Linked DNA regions of Homo sapiens: regions 2, 3 and 4 are each linked to region 1. Evidence: chromatin loops called from intact Hi-C (ENCODE). Cell type or tissue: heart right ventricle. All regions are shown on one strand. Region 1 overlaps SNRPA1-DT (SNRPA1 divergent transcript). Region 2 has its middle 11 kb from the start of PCSK6. Region 3 overlaps PCSK6 (proprotein convertase subtilisin/kexin type 6). Region 4 overlaps LOC107987228 (a long non-coding RNA gene).

Region 1 (2,500 bases):
CTGACTTTGTATCTTGCGACTCTTCAAAGGACTGGTGAGAATGGCACTTTGTACAGAAGACACACCTGAAATGGGAGGGGGGGTGGACAGAACTTAAAAAAATAAAAGGGCCAGCCACAGTGGCTCACACCTGTAATCCTAACATTCTGAGAGGTTAGAAGCAAGAGGATGGCTTGAGCCCAGGCATTTGCAGCCAGCCTGAGAAATAGAGCGAGACCCTGTCTCAATCAATCAATCAAAAACGACAGAGATAGATAGATAGATGATAGATTGATAGATGATAGATAGATAGATAGATAGATAGATAGATAGATAGATAGCAACATGGTCTAAATGAGTCTAGGAGTGGAGTGTCCTTGAACTTGGGGAGACCACCCTCCACTGCATTTGCATTATTGATACTATGGCTGGAGAGGGCCTTTTGCCTAAAAGCTTGGAGTATGTTGGGGCCCCCGAGAGCAGGTGAGGGCCAGAGGTTCAGATCAGAGGATGGAAAAAGGAGGTGGAGAACAGGAAAGAAAAACATTTTAATAAGAACAAGCAGGGGTGATGGAAAGTATACACCAAGGCCATTCTCTAGCATCTTAAGGTTCTGCCCAGCCAGCTGGGAGGCCACTGGGCACTGGCTGCTGGGGGGAAAGGAAGAATCTGCTCCCCTACCCCAGCCTTCACTGTTGCTTTCCTCGCACGAACCCCAGACTCTATCCTTCCTGGTTGGCTGTTTAAGTCCTTTCCTGACACCCCAGGCTTTGTGGCTTATCTGAGCACAGAACAGCATCCTTAGATGGTACAGCACTGAGCACCCACCTTAGATCCTAGGATTCAGTCCCACCATCCAAAGCCCCTCACCACTACAGACCAGCCACACTAAGGGTGACCAGATATCTTAGACTCCCTTTTGAAACAACAGGAACCAAAGTGCCCAGGGCAGAGAACATCCTGTTGCCAAAATAGTGGTTCTCAACCAGGGATGACTTTTGTCTTCCAGGGGACATTTGGCAACGTCTGGAGACATTTTGGGTTGTCACAACTGGAAGGATGTACTCACATCCAGTGGGTGGAGGCCAGGAATGCTGCTAAGCACCCTGCAATGCACAGCAGCCCCCATGACAAAGAACTGTCCAGACCAAAATGTCAATAGTGCCGAGGTTGAGAAATTCCGGCCAAAAGAAATGGAATCAAAAAAGAAAATTGTTTGCAACTTCATAGAGATACCCTCAATGAATAAAACCACATATGGTTTGACTTCTGTCCCTGTTCCTATGCTGAAGGGAAACTTGTACAACTTTCCCTTTTTAAAGTAAAGAGATACCACCCCACTCTTTTTTTTTTTTAAACACAGCAACAGAAGGGCCCCAAGTTAAAACCAGCTCTCCAGCCTAAGGACTCCACCTGGTGGTCCTCTCTGGAATTAAATGAAGTTGAGGTTTTATTTTGTTTAATTTTTTCATTATTCAGTTATTTTGTTTAACATTTTTAGTTATTTTGTTTAAATTTTTAGTTATTTTAACTTTTAAGTTATTTTATTTCTTAGTTATTTTAACTTGTTATTTTAATTTTTTTAGTTATTTTAACTTTTTAAAGTTATTTTAATTCTTTAGTTATTTTGTTTAACTTTTTTAGTTTTTTTAGTTAAACAAAAGTTGCAGTGACCGGGGCAGGTGTGATGGCTCAGGCCTGTAATCCCAGCACTTTGGGAGGCCGAGGCAGGGACAGGGGGCAGGGGAAATCACTTCTTAGGTCAGGAGCTCAAGACCAGCCTGGCAAACATGACAAAACCCCGTCTCTACTAAAAATATAAAAATCAGCCAGGCATGGTGGCGAGCGCCTGTAATCCCAGCTACTTGAGAGGCTGAGGCACGAGAATCACTTGAACCTCATGTTATTCCTCATGAGGCGGAGGTTGCAGTGAGCCGAGATTCCGCCACTGTACTCCAGCCTGGGCAACAGAGCGAGACTCCATCTCAGAAAACAAAGAAGTTCCAAGTACAATACAAAGAAATTCCCTCCCAATTTGAGAGTAAGTTGCCGATATACCCTATGACCGCCCCCCCCCCGCCAATACTTCAGTGGGTATTTCCTATGAACAACGACATTCTCCGGCACAGCCATCAGACTCAGGAAATTAACATCGGTATGTTATTACCATCAACCCTCTGACTGAATTCTAGTTCTGCCAGTTGTCCCAATAAAGTTCTTAGCAAAATGGTCTGGTTTAGAAACACACTTTTCACTTAGTCATCATGTCTCTTTAATGTTCTTCCATCTGGAACAGTTCCTCAGTCTCCTTGCCTCATGATGTGGAAGCTTTTAAAGACTATAGGCCAGTTATTTGTAGGCTGCCCTTCGCTGTGCACTTGTCTGAGGGTTCCTCACGTTTTGAGTCAAGTCATGCATCTTTGACACGAATCTCACAGGCTGATTCTGTGTTCTGTCTGCATTCTAGCAGGGAGTACACGATCTGTTCCATTATTGGTGATGTTAACGATCATTGGTTAGA
Region 2 (2,500 bases), 200 kb before region 1:
AGTCCTTCTAGGTCTGGGCTGTGGAGGGAGAGGAGAGGCTGGCCTGGGGGTCTCTGCTGGGGGAGATACAAGTCCGGCCTGTGGGGTTGGCCAGCCTGGGGCATGTCTGTGTTAACTCAGACACACCCACACAGACACTTCCAGAACCAGGCATGTTTACAAGTAGCAATGAGGTATTGCTAAACCTCTGGCCTGATGAGAACAGCTCTCACATAATGCTGTCTGAGTGCCAGGCCCAGGTCCAGGCACTGTACACTAATTCATTTAAGGTGGACACAAATATGCCCATTTTATGCTCAGCTGGGAAAACTGAGGCCCAGAGAGGTCAATGGACTCATCTGAGGTCAGGCAGCTGGGAGGTGGCCGAGCTGGGATGAGAACCCAGGTGGTCAGGGCTGGAGCCTCTTCCCTAGCCACAGTGCCCCTCTGCCTCTTCTCCTCCTGCCTGAGCAATCCCACTTCACTTGGACCATCCCCTGCCTATTCCAGGAGACAGGACTTGAGTGTCACTTCCCCTCCTGCTGTCTTGTGGCCCTGCCATGCACTGTGGCAAGTCTTCTGTTATCTTCTGCCTGAGAGGCCGTGACTAAGAAGGTTCCAGACTTCCCGTCTATCAAAGGTGAGGACTGAATTAGACTTTCTTCTTGACAGTGGTGATCACCTGTGACCTGTGACTGGTACATGCTCAGGAGGGAGTATACTGTTCCACTTTGCTGATTTCTAATGAAAGATTACTTTTACAGGATGGAGGGAGAAAGGGCTCCGAAGGAGAAGGAAGAAGAATAAGGGCATTGGCCTCAGTCCAGATGAAAAGACCCAGATGCAAAATTATTTGGGCCACATATGTGTTGTTTGCTTATCAAATTTTCAACCTTTGAAAAATCACAATATTGGATGGTGGGAATCAGTAGCATTGCTGGAGTTCCTGTGGGTGGCAGGAGTTGGACATTGTGGCAGGTGACCCTGCAAAGGATAAACACAGAACCTGCAGAGGGTAAAGGATTTCCCAAGTCTCACTCCTGGAGGGAGGGGCACAGGCATGAGCAGCCTATCGGGCCCCATGTCATGCAGCTATGTTCTCTGCTGCTGGTGAGCTTGGCATCGAAAGAAAACATAGCAGGAATGATTTTGTCTGGGTTGGGGATTTGGGGGAGTTTAGACTATAAATAGTGAGGAGGATATAAAAAGCCTTAAGAGGATTTTTGGAAGCCCTAAATCCACCACATAGACCAAAGCAAGTTAACAGGAACCACTTCGGTTTTAGTGAGGTCTAAATGTGACTCAGCATAGTGCCCTCCCCTCCACTGTTCCCTTCCAGCTGTCGTGGTTCACGTGTCCGCTGTCACCACAACCCTTGCCAGCATCTGCCAAACCAAGGGCACGTGTGTCAGGAGGTCTGCTGCCAGCATGCCAGCTGCCAGGTGCTGCCTAGCCTTGAATTACGGCCTGGCTCACTCCCTAAGGGAAGGCATCATTGGCAGCCTCTTCTGCAGCAGAGAAAACGGAAGCATAGGAGGGTAGGTGCCTGGTCCAGGGTCACACAGCCAGCAAGTAGTGGGCTGGATTCCACACTCAGCCGAGGCCCACTCTGCTGATTCTAGCATAATTTCTTCAGGATCACCTTTTGAGTGGACCTCAGCTGCGTGTGGGAAGGAACCTGCTTGCCTCTGTGCCTTGCTTCTTGGACACCTGCGGTCCCAGCCTTCTCTTTTCTGTGGGCCCTTATTTCATTTAATACATGGACTCATCATAAAACCCCTTTGCACTCCTGTAGCCCCAGCTCAGGAAGCCTGAAGCCCACCCCGGTCACCGAGGTGCTCAGAATCGATGGAGATCCAGAGTTGAAACCTCCCTACGTTTGGTCCTGTGTCCCCAGGGTCTGCTGCCGGCTCCTAGATACCTACAAACAGGTCTTTACTGTTGACTCTTTTAGGAACATCACTGTGGCCTAATAGTGAGGGAGTGACATTTAGGATGATGGCCGACCATCTCATTTATAGGAAAAACCCAGGGCTCTAACACATATTTTAAAAATCACTGCACTGCTGGCACAGCCCTGCCACCCAGCATTGTATTAGCCAACTCCTTCCCAAGGCTCTGGGAGAGGCTGCAGTGGGAACATTCCAGATCAGAGGTTCTGCCTTGTTTAAATAGGGGTGGAGCGAGATTGCCAGGTCTGAGGCTTCATCTTGCCAGTGAGAAATGGGGGTGCAGGGAGCTGTTTTAGATGGGGGTGCAGGGAACAGCTGCTGAGGCCTCACCGTGAGTCACACACAGGGCTGGCAGTGAGGCCACAAATCACAGTTGGGCCCCCAAACATAAGGTCCTACAGCCAGGGAGAGCCATTCTGCCTGGAGACCGAGAAGAATCCAGTCAGGAAGAAATAGTGGAAGCTAAGGTGCCCGGGCCTGAAGGGCCAGTCCGTCTGGGAGCAGCAACTGGCCCTATGGTGGGACAGGAAGAGCAAGAAAAACAGTGCCAGCTTGCTAAAGGCCGTGCC
Region 3 (2,500 bases), 67 kb before region 1:
CAGCCTGGTCTCTCTGCAGCAGGCAAGCTGGAGCGGTGGCAGCAGGTGGCGGGCCCGGCACCAGCTTTGTCCTCGGTGCACTGGAATCAACCCTGAGGCAGACCCTGGCACCAAGCTCAGCCCATCCCACATTCTCCTTTCATAGCACGAGTGTCACAGGGGCACCTCTCCCTCCTGCCGGGAGGCCCGGCCGTGCTGTGCCTCTGCCTGTGGGAGGTCTCACACGGGCACGAGCAGTTCGGTGTCAGCGGACGAGCTGCAGCTTTTGATGCTATGTTGCTCCCCGTGGTGTTTTTTATTTTATTTTTTTAACCTTAAAGATTTTAAAAGTCCTCATTTCTGGCATTTCTTGGAAAGTTGGAAGCTGTCTGACACCAGCCCCGTGTTCCTGCGTGCACTGGGCCGGAGCTGAGCAGGTGGGCGAGTGTGTGTCCATGTGCTCCATGTTTTCCGTGCTGGCAGCCCTGAGGCCAGCAACGGGCTCTCCGTTCACTCCAGCCGCACACCTAGTGGCACCCAGGTTTGTGACCCCTGACTCAGAGCCAGAGCTGGGTGCAGGCCCAGGTGATGGCCCAGGTTGACGGAGAGCCTGTGGTGAGGCTGAGAGGCTGGGGCAGCAGGTAGCAGGCAGGCGGGTGGCAGTGACCCTGGAGAGTTGGCCCACACCCTGCTCTTCCACTCCTGGCTGGGCTCCCAGGAGCCAGTCCCTTTGCCTCTCTTTATTCCTCATCTCTGAAAATGCCACTTCACTTATCTGTAAACATTAGGACTGTTATAAGACTTGAGTGTGATAATATATGTATCCCTGGCACAGGGGCCTGGTTGCCCTACGTGTCCTGCTTACGTCCGGCTACCTGACCCACAAGAACCTTCCGCTGCCCCAGCCTCCCCTCTCCCGCTCCCCTGGGGCCCTGTTTCCCTTCCCTGGAAACTTTCCTCCTCCTGCTGCTGCCCAGTGTTGTGCCCTTGGGATAATAGAGGGCAGGTCCTGCCAGGCCTATTGGGAGCCACCCCTTGGCTGGGTAGTGCTGTCCTTGCGCCATCAGGCATTTTAAAAACTACCCTAGCCCAGGAAGGGTGGCTCACACCTGTAGTCCCAGCACTTTGAGGGGCCAAGGTGGGTGGATCACCTGAGGTCAGGAGTTCGAGACCAACCTGGCCAACTCTTGTCTCTACTAAAAATACAAAAATTAGCTGGGCGTGGTGGCACGCACCTGTGATCCCAGCTACTTGGGAGGCTGAGGCAAGAGAATCACTTGAACCCAGGAGGCGGAGGTTGCAGTGAGCTGAGGTCACGCCTCTGCACTCCAGCCTGGGTGACAGAAAGAGAGTCTGTCTCAAAAACAAAAAACAAACAAACAAAAACTACCCTGAGGCTACTCCAGCTGTCATCTGAGTCTTGGGACTTTGGTTTTTTTCCAAGGCAGATTTTGTGATTGTATCAAGAATTTGTGTTTTAGGATCAATGACCTCCTATCCTACTGCACATCTTACTTAATTTAGCAGCTTTATCAGTTTGCCAGGTTCTTCACTAAGAAGCCATTGATGTGCCTCAGCACCTCAGCCCTTAAAAGACAGTTTGTCCTTGTTCTGTCCCCAGTGTGTTGGGTTCAGCTTGGCATCGAGTGTGAAAATCAGCCTTGACCTTTGCCATTTCTTAGAAGAAAGCACAGGATGCTTCCCCCTCACTCTTCTCCATTGCAAAGAATGTTCCCTAGATAAACATTTTCCTACATTGAGTGTTCAGAGAACCCCCAGATTGGAAATTGAATCTTACATCATTCAAAACTTATGTATTTCAATTTCTGATGAACAATAAAGATGCCTATGTTAAAAAAAATGTTTATTCCAAAATCGAGATAGAAAATTAGACTGTGAAGAAAGAATAAGAGGAAAAAACCTGGAATTGATTCCAGTACAGAAAGAGTCACTTCTGAGGATGGCACTGGGTGCAGGAAGAGATTGGATGTTGATTAGTTGCTTCCTGTTTCTGCCTGAACCAAGTGTGAGGCAGAAGGCCCAGGGGCTCAAGGGTACAGTTGGGAAAGACCTTCGAGTTGGGAAGGGTAAAGGGAGGCTCATCAGGACTTGCAAGGAGGGTACTGCTGGGGGTGGGGGAGCTGTCTCCTCCCCCCGCTCTCCACGGGCCCCTCCCATTCCCACTGAAAAGCAACCAACCCTGCCATTGTCATCTCCCTCAAATGCCCCTGTTGAGACTGGATCAGCCCTGCAGGTGAAGGGACAGAACTTTCCCCACAAGCTTGAGTAGCTGCTCCTCTTTCCTTATTTGTGTCTCCCAGAGAACAGTGCACACAGCTGGCTTGAAATCAAACATGGAAGTTTCATTCTTGCACAAACAAGCACTTTCAAAAGGCGTCCTTAGTGAGCACTCTCTGGGCTTCGGTGAAGGTACCCCAGGGGGACCCCCGCCCCTGTCTGCTTTCGTGCATCCGGGCACTGGAGTTATGGTCTCTGTAAGATTGTTGCTGGGTGGGAAGGA
Region 4 (2,500 bases), 190 kb before region 1:
AACCCGGACGCCAGAGGTTGCAGTGAGCCGAGATTGCACCATTGCACTCCAGCCTGGGTGACAAGAGTGAAACTCCATCTCAGGAAAGAAGAAGAAAAAGAAAAAGAAAGAGAAAAGAAGGGAAGGGAAGGGAAGGGAAAGGAGAAAGAGAAAGAAAGAAAGAGAAAGAAAGGAGGGAAGGAAGAGAGAGAAGGAGGAGGAGGAGAGGAGAGAGAGGGGAGGGGAGGGAAAATAAAGACTCTACTGTCAGTACAGGGGAAAATGAGAAATAAACCCACCATGGAGAGGAACAGCAAGGAATCATCAGGTTTCTATCTTGGCCCTGGCGAGGGGAGGGAGAAATAGGGAGATGCCCTGCACTGATCATTAGAACCATAAGCTGGTTCTCACACTGGGGTCACACCATTCAGCAGATCCCCAAGGAGTTTCAGGAGCTGTGTCCCCAGATCACTGGCAGAAGCAAAAACAAACCCTCTCTGGAAGAACTCAATTTCAGTCCAGGCCAGTGATGATTGCAAAACACCAACTGTGAGATGTTTCTTGATTTGGGGATGTTAAGATGTGAGAAAATGTGCACCCAGGCATAGATGAGGACAGTGAGCCCTTATCCAGAGAAGGTCAGAGTATTCAGCCCTAACTACTCTATCCCACTGGAGAGCGCCTGGTCAGCAGTGGTCACTGTTGCCACTATTTATGGAGTGCTGACTTCATGCCAGGCTCTGGGTGCCAGGCTCTGCTCACATCAGCTCCTGTCATCCTCATAGCCCCTCTGTATGGGGACAGCAGCGTTACTATTATTTTCAGTAGGGCAAACTGAAGCAACTTTACTGAGGCTGCACATGAGTAAATGACAAAGCTGGGCTTTGAGTCCACGCTCATCTCCGGTATCCTGAAGGTGGTGTCCATCAGCTATTTTTCAAGGGATGCTAGTCTGGCCTGCTGAACCTAGCATATTGCCAAAAATGTAATTGTTCAATAAAGTGTCTATTCCCTACACAGAGGCAATTTCTGCATCAAAGTATGTCTTATCACATCCTAGAAGGCTGTGCAAAGGCTCTTGCTGTCCTGTGGTCTTGGCTGCGTGGGTATTCCCGGACTCTGGCCGGATAATCCCATGCTTGCTGTAAAGGGATCAGTGGTGGGCATGAGAACACATCATTCAATGTCTTCTCCTCTTTTCTGATTTTAGAAGATGTCAGTATAAATATCACAAAACTTCCGAAATATGACCAGGCTCCAATCACCTTTCTGGTCCATGTCCTGTCCCTCCTGAGGCTCGAAGACCTCAATCTAGGAAAGCAGCACCCCCTCCCTCCCCACAGAGCTGTGTGGACCTCGGGGGCCATGTGGAGAGCCAGAGCCTGAGTAATAAATCCCCTCCCTGCAGGACGACTAGCCAAGTTTTATTACAGATCCTATCACAATGAAAAGGGCTGGTACTCCCGTGACTGAGCTAATCCCGTCACCGTGTGAATCAATAGGAAACCCACAGGAGGCGATTCGATTCAGGATGTTCATTTTGGGAAGCTGGTCTTCCTACAACATCGGAGTCAAGATATTGCCGGGCACTTCCATGACAAATGGAAAGTTCAGCCCAAAAGGACCAGACTTGTTAGTAAAATACATTCAGATCTCTCCAAATAAAAATTCAGATGCATTTTAGTCTCCCCTCAGTACAGCAGGCTGAATCCCTTAATCTACCACATTATTATGGAAACACCCTTATCTCTGCCTGTCAAAATCACTGCCGTTGCGGGGGCTCCGTCTTGGGAGGCACCAGCTGCTTTATAATCATTTAGCTGATGTGCAGTTACATTATCTTGAAGCAGGCCACATATTTGAAGAACGGCACCAGATCCAGGATGAATCTGAGGGACATCCGGCCAGCAGGGGAAGGGGAAGAGAGGTAACACATGCTGCCCAGACATACTGCTGCTAGGTGACAATGCAATGCCTCCAACCCCGTCCCCTTGACTCAGGCCAATGTCCCTCTTCTGCAAGCCAGTTGGCTAGGCAGCCAGGGCCATGTCAGGCAGAGGCAGACTGAGAGTTCTGGGTACTGTTTCTGTCCAACAAGTATGGCCGGTTCTCCTCTAGGGCTGCCAGTTTGCATGAGGGCCTCATGTCTCTCCACTGGCAGGGGCTGGTGAGCATCCAGTCCATCTGTAGGAGGGACACACGGTGGCTGTCTTCTGCAGTGTGGGCAGGCCTGGAGTGACGGCCCAAGCAGCTGACCCCACTTGCCAGGGGAACGCAGGGAGGTGAAGTTACATCTAGTGTAGCAAAGCGAAGGCCATGTGGGACGTTGATCTCCAGGTTCCAAGATGGGCCCTTGGCAGGAGCCCTTGTGAACATGGATGTGGCCTGTTGGGATGGGGCCTCCCACCACGCCTCCTGTTCTCCCACCTCCATTAGGGGTGACTCACACCTGAAGAAATGATGAATCACGTGGGTTACAAAACCAAAGGGCTCCTGAGAGCGAGGCTGGAAAGGACCTCGG

Evidence for each region. Hi-C counts contacts between places; a loop is a spot of excess contacts. Peaks named below come from ENCODE experiments on the same cell type or tissue, not always from the same donor. Only the 100,000 strongest peaks of a DNase experiment are listed, where the experiment ranks them.
Region 2: a loop joins it to region 1, with 2.9 times the contacts of the local background. A loop is called at or near these places in 77 of 110 quality-filtered maps.
Region 3: it touches region 1 in a loop (2.8-fold over the local background); 7 of 110 quality-filtered maps call a loop at or near these places.
Region 4: a loop joins it to region 1, with 3 times the contacts of the local background. A loop is called at or near these places in 77 of 110 quality-filtered maps.

The regions. Positions count from the first base shown.
Region 1 is chr15:101,299,358-101,301,857 of GRCh38, reverse strand. The region is part of intron 1 of SNRPA1-DT (SNRPA1 divergent transcript); the gene reads right to left. Among named protein-coding and RNA genes, the nearest start is that of SNRPA1-DT, 5.3 kb to the right of the region's middle. In heart right ventricle, a CTCF peak has its summit at 1,393 (motif pointing left); a DNase peak (open chromatin) is centred at 877.
Region 2 is chr15:101,499,022-101,501,521 of GRCh38, reverse strand. No RefSeq gene overlaps it. Among named protein-coding and RNA genes, the nearest start is that of PCSK6, 11 kb to the right of the region's middle. In heart right ventricle, no CTCF peak of the experiment used is centred here; a DNase peak (open chromatin) is centred at 1,389; H3K27ac peaks cover 1,533 bases.
Region 3 is chr15:101,366,682-101,369,181 of GRCh38, reverse strand. The region is part of intron 12 of PCSK6 (proprotein convertase subtilisin/kexin type 6); the gene reads left to right. Among named protein-coding and RNA genes, the nearest start is that of PCSK6-AS1, 33 kb to the right of the region's middle. In heart right ventricle, no CTCF peak of the experiment used is centred here; DNase peaks (open chromatin) are centred at 113 and 943; H3K4me3 peaks cover 592 bases; H3K27ac peaks cover 1,616 bases.
Region 4 is chr15:101,491,099-101,493,598 of GRCh38, reverse strand. LOC107987228 (a long non-coding RNA gene) reads right to left here. Exons shown (of 2, transcript XR_001751730.2): 2 at 1-2,500. Among named protein-coding and RNA genes, the nearest start is that of PCSK6, 2.6 kb to the right of the region's middle. In heart right ventricle, no CTCF peak of the experiment used is centred here; no DNase peak of the experiment used is centred here; H3K27ac peaks cover 1,872 bases.